2 separate regions of the Homo sapiens genome follow, and region 2 is linked to region 1. A link is a loop called in an ENCODE intact Hi-C map of the cell type or tissue named here. Cell type or tissue: chondrocyte. All regions are shown on one strand. Each heading gives the region's core, and the rest is flanking DNA. Links, peaks and the distances in the headings are about the cores only. Region 1 has its middle 250 kb from the start of LINC01435. Region 2 has its middle 250 kb from the start of SORCS1.

Region 1 (2,928 bases), core at 123-2,622:
TATGTGTAAGAGACTACAAGAAAAGGAGATTAAAGACTTTTCCCTGCAGAGAACAAGCTGAGTCAGTGCCGATCAAAGGCTGACATCAAACATACGGCCTCAATAATTGAACCTGCTGTCTGTAAACTCTCATTAGCAAGCAGGAAAGATGATTATTAATTTCTCAGGTAACATATTAACTTTGCCTCATCCTAATTTCTAGGCCTCAGTCACTTTCTACCATGTCATTTTGCTGCTTTTCAAAATCAATTTGCAATTTAATGGTGTGTGTGTGTGTGTGTGTGTGTTTTCATATAATAAAACTCCAGGAAAGGAGATCCATGTCTTCTCCATGAAAAGAACAAGTGGGGCGGGTGTTAATCAAAGGCTGATATCAAACATATGGCCTCAGTAATAAAAACTGCGTTCTGTAAACCTCTTTTCAAGAGGAAGAAGCTTCATTGTGAGTTTCTCAGGCCATGTGTGTTACCCCCATGTCGTTCTAATTTCTAAGCCTCAACATATTCTTTCTTTGCCATCTCAAATTCAATTTGCAATTTAATGTCATGGGGTCTATCAAGTGGTGAGGTCTTCCATGTCCTCAGTCACATAGAAAAACAGAACATTTTGTGCTGGAACCTTGCCCATAAAATACAAATGACATTAAGTCATCAGAATGAAAGAAAATCACATTTCATAAATTTAAGTTTAATCTATATGTAAATTTAGCCAACATTCTTTAGGGTAATAATTCATAAGTATTGATGTTTACACTGCTTGGCAATTTTTTTATTAGTTTAAGTAATGATCTAGATACAAACCACATTCTTTTATTTTACAAAAACAGGCGTTTGGTTGTCTGAAGAGATACAGAAGAGAGACCAATCACTTACTTTCAGACAGACAAAACCACCGAATCCTTTCCTGCGCCATCGAAGAGCTTTGATACCAAAGAGAAAGCTACCAATTTTCGCTAATTTATAATACGTATTTACTCAGAAAAATTTAAGATTCCTCCTAATTCACACTTTTAGTAATTATTCTACTTTAAATAAAAAATAAACAATAACAACCAGAAACAACGAAAAATTGGGATTGTTCAGATAGTTATATTCCAAGAACCAAACAAAATATCTTTTTATTCATTGTATCATAAGAGTCTAGCATATTGATTGTGATGGAGTGACCCTTGCCATCAATAGGTTTTGGATAAATATTGCCTTAGACAGAAGTCTCATGTTTAAAAGCACCTATCAGAGTAACACCAACTGCCATTACAAGTAATTTCCAATATTTCCCTAACATATTAGAAGCTTTTTTTCCTCATTTGTGTGACAGCAGACTATCCTACCATCAGCAAGTCCATGCCCTCAATTCCTTTCATCTTATGGCTACGGCTCCCCCTAGTGCTCATTGTCCTCTGCTTCCATGAGCCAAAGGGGAAAAACAGGGTGGAAAGGACACCACTGCTTCTTAGAAGCCTTGGCCCAGAAGTGATAAACATCGCTTCCTTTCATGTCCATTGCTGAGTGCTAGGCATGTGCTCACACCCCATACCCAGTGTGCTTTCTGGCTGGCCACCTGCTTCCCAGAAAAGTAACATCTTAAGGAGGACTGCACATTTTCATGAACAACCAGACCTGACACAACAAGAATCACAGGATCTTGTCTAATATATAACCACTTTCAAGCCTGGCAGTGGATCAGCATCACCAGAACCTGGAGAGTTTATTCAGAAATATCGACTTCCTGTCCTACGAACCAAGAGATTGTGATTTAATAGGCGTGGTAGAGTCCAAGATTATCCTGCCCAGAGTCACTGAATGCTAATTAATCATCTATCTCCAGTCTGAACCACCACCAAATCCACATTGAAATGCTCACTTTGCTCTGTAACTCGATGTCAACATCATAATCCTGTTTGCCGTTCATGAATCTGCATTTTAAAAAATTATCTGGAAAACAATCATGGCTACACCAGCCTTTTTTGACTGTTTACTAAGTGCCACTAAGTGTTCCAAAGCCTTTATGTGTGCTAGCTTACTTAGCTTAATTCCTTATGTCCCTGTTTTTGTATTTAAGCTTCAAGAAACCCAACTGAAGTAGGTATTATCATCCCCATTTTCTAGAGAAAGATATAGAGGCACAGAAGCACCACGTTGTGCAAATTTATTCTAGAAAGTGTCAGAGCTGATTCAAACCGAAGCAAGCAAACTCTAGAGCTTTTGTCTTCCTCACTTCACTATAACCAGGTGATTCTGAGGGATGTTAAAGTCTGAGAACTATTGAGTCATGAGAGATATGCAAGTGCTTCTGATACAAGTAGTGTTAAAAAAAACACTTGGAGAAACACAAATAAAATTTTTAAATGTTCTTCATTTTTGCTTTCAAACTCAGTATAGATATCTACTCTGAACTCTAGCTGTACATTCAAATACCTTTTCTATGTCATAATTCAACTCTTCATGGCCTAGAACAAACTCAAACTCCCTGCTAATTTCTCTTCCTCCAGCACTCTCTACTTCAAAAAGGACATAACCTTTCCCACAGGGGAGCAGTCTGAAAACCTGGAAATCATCCTCACATGTCTTTCCTGCATCACCCGTTTTGCTGGCATCATGAGTGATTCCTGACACTCTCACCTGCTAAATCTGTCACTACTCTGCTCTTCTCTTCTGCAGTCCTTGCTATCACCATCTCCCCAGGGCTTTGGCAGCAGCCTGGCATCTTGTCTCCCACTTTTTGTCCCCAAGCCATTCTTCATATTGTGGAAAGAGTGATCTTTTCAAACCATGAGAGATGAAACCCCAGATCCTTAATATTTCCTAGAAAAGTCTGCATGTGCAGCTCTGATTACTACATGGGCCTTAGCTCAGGCCATGGTCCCCAGCCCCCATACTCCAGGCATGTTGATCTTCCTTTAGTTCTAACTCCACTGTTTCTTTGTCT
Region 2 (2,928 bases), core at 213-2,712, 410 kb before region 1:
CTCCTTAATGGAGCCCTTTGTTCTCCCCAGCGTCTTACAGTGGGACTGAAGTATTCAATTTTTAGAGGCGGTGGATCTATTTATTACTTGGGTTGTGGTGATGGTAACAGGAGTAAAATTTACATATGTCTAAACTCACCAAATGGGATACATTAATTATGTGCAGTGTTTTGTATGCTAATTATATCTTAATAAAGCTTGGGGAGGGGGAAATCTTTTAGGTTAGAAGGCCTCTCAGATTATGGCATTTCATGTACTTACTGAATTAGCCATTTTTAATATAGGAGTTCCTAAATTACTAACATTTCCAAAAGTGATATTTGATGGCAAAAGTAATATCCTTGTGAAGTATTAAGTGATTTTTATGAAAAAGTCAAATGAGCTGACAGAGCATAATAATTACATTGTCAAAGAATACAAGATTCCGCTTTCTCAAAGCCATCTATATTGCCTGGTTTTGGATGCACAGGCTGTCATCAAGATGGTAAGATTTATTTCTCCTCTAATTGCACCATGGCAGCCGGTATTACACGCAAGATATCTAGGGTGCCCATTGTTCAGAAGTGTGCAAAATCCATGGCATTGCTTATGTACGTGGTTATGTACACAATTAAGAGAATGGCTTGCATGCTGATGGAACTGAAAAATAGAGCTTGTATGAAGTCCTGGGGTGGTGCTGTTCAAATGTTTTAAAATATTTTTAAAAACTGTGATTTATTCATCAGCAGGAAGATTAAAAGCATTTTCCTTCCACAATAGTATGTTCCAGACTCTAAGCTCAGAGGAACTGCTCACCAGAGATGTTTGTCCTTTTTTGTGGAATTTCTGTGGTTTACTTTCTTATGCATTAAGTATGGAGTATGCATTATTAACCCATTATGGGTATATCAAAGTCTGTTTGTGGCCTATTCATATAACCTTGGAAATTTCACACATAAATCATTAGAGAAACGCAATGATCTAATGCTTAGGACCAGGGAGCACAGTCAATAGTTGGCATTGTTCTTTCGAGCTGCTATGTGTGTCATTGGAGGACAACCTGGCTGATCTGCATTTACTCTAACACCTCAAATGCTCATTTCTTTTCAATATCATGTATTTAATGGAATTTACGGGACACCTATGGGGACTACCTTGCTTTTGGCTAAAAACTTGACGCCAACACACAGCAACATATATGTCTCACTCAGTTCTGATGATGCTTTAGAATAGTGCTGGTGAACTAATATTTGTGCTTATGGAAAATTAGAGGACAAAACAAAACCCTAAACTGTGAAGTGACATGCTGAATTGAAATTAATTAGATGCGTCAGTGGGTGGCACCGTAGAGCTTAGTTATTCAGAGTGCAGTTTTCAGCATCGGCTTTCCTAAGTCTGAATCTGAGCTTTGCTGATAACTAGTTGCATGTCTGTGAGTCAGTTAGTTAAGCTACTGTTTCTTCATCTGTAAAATTAGGATTATATTACCTGCTTCATCAGCTACTGTATAAATTAAATGCAATTATCTGAGTAAAGTGTCTGGCATTGCTCTAATTAAGGCTGTGAATGGCACCCTAACTGAAGAATCCTATCACTTACGAAGGCTTCATCACTTTAACACTCATTTGCACCTTGCAGTGTTGAATACTTTTTCTTTCCTCAATCATACTTCGGTAGGCTCTCCCAAATTTTTCACCTATCTCCCATTCATCGTCCTCATCTTGACTTCTAAATGTGTTTCTTTCTCATGCTCTTCTTCTTTTCCATCTTAAATGCTGTTGCTCTCCGGAGCTCACTCTGGATTCTCTTCTCTTCTACCTACTCTCCTTGAGGGGGTCTCATTTACAGTGACACTTCGTGTAATATTAACTCATATACTACTCAGTCAGAGGTCTATATCTATAGCCCACAGCTCTCTCCCTAGAGACCAGTGTCCTCAACTATCTACTGGGCACCTTCACCTAGGGTCTTGAAGTTATCTCCACCACAATGAGTTTGACTAACCCATCCCAAAAACACAACAGATTGCACTGTCTTCTATCTTACTTTCTTTACTGTCTGCCATTTTCACCCAGCCAGTGATGGAAGCCATTAACTTGAGAATCATACTCAATTTCTCTGCTCATCGCCCTCCACATCTAGTCAGTTATAGAGCAGAGCTGATACAACCTCCAGATAGATCTCAATCCCGCCCTCTCCTTCTGAAAATCCTCTCCCAGCTGCCTCCACATCACATCCTCCTAATATCAGTGACCCCTGCAGCCACTTCTCAGTCTCCACTCAAGTAATTTTGTGGAATCTCTCATTATTTTTATGTTGCAAGAAACTTCTAATGGAGTCTCTGTTTCCTAATATTGCCCTTCTCTCTCGGTTTCCTTCTGCAGGAGAACCACTGATTCAAAGATCTTTCTGAAGTTCCTACTTAAAATACTTCAAAGACTTCCAGTAGTCTTTAGGATGAAGAGGAAAAAAATTCCCTTATATTGTGGGCCCTGCAATCCCATAAACTTCCTGACTGAACAGCTAATGTTTTCCTTCTATTTGTAGTTACAGTGCATAATATAGACTGTAATTTGGTTTGGCTCTGTGTCCCCACACAAATCTCATCTCAAGTTGCAATCCCCCGGTGTCAAGGGAAGGGTCTGGTGGGAGATAAATGGATCATAAGGACGGTTCCCCCATGCTGTTCTCATGATAGTGAGTGGGTTCTCACAAGAGCTGATGGTTTTAAAAGTGTGTGGCAGTCTCCGCTTTGCTCTCTCTCTCTCCTGCCACCTTGTGAAGAAGGTACTTGCTTCTCCTTTGCCCTCTGCCATGATTGTAAGTTCCCTGAGGCTTCCCCAGCCATATGGAACTGGGAGTCAATTAAACCTCTTTCCTTTATAAATTACTAAGTCTCAGGTAGCATCTTTATAGCAGTGTGAAAATGGACTAACACAGACTGGGTCC

What was found. A loop is a pair of places that touch in the nucleus more often than their neighbours do. Peaks named below come from ENCODE experiments on the same cell type or tissue, not always from the same donor. Only the 100,000 strongest peaks of a DNase experiment are listed, where the experiment ranks them.
Region 2: a loop joins it to region 1, with 12 times the contacts of the local background. A loop is called at or near these places in 31 of 110 quality-filtered maps.

The regions. Positions count from the first base shown.
Region 1 is chr10:107,813,600-107,816,527 of GRCh38, forward strand. No RefSeq gene overlaps it. Among named protein-coding and RNA genes, the nearest start is that of LINC01435, 250 kb to the right of the region's middle. In chondrocyte, for the core only: CTCF peaks have their summits at 1,391 (motif pointing left) and 1,597; no DNase peak of the experiment used is centred there.
Region 2 is chr10:107,408,407-107,411,334 of GRCh38, forward strand. No RefSeq gene overlaps it. Among named protein-coding and RNA genes, the nearest start is that of SORCS1, 250 kb to the left of the region's middle. In chondrocyte, for the core only: a CTCF peak has its summit at 1,304 (motif pointing right); no DNase peak of the experiment used is centred there.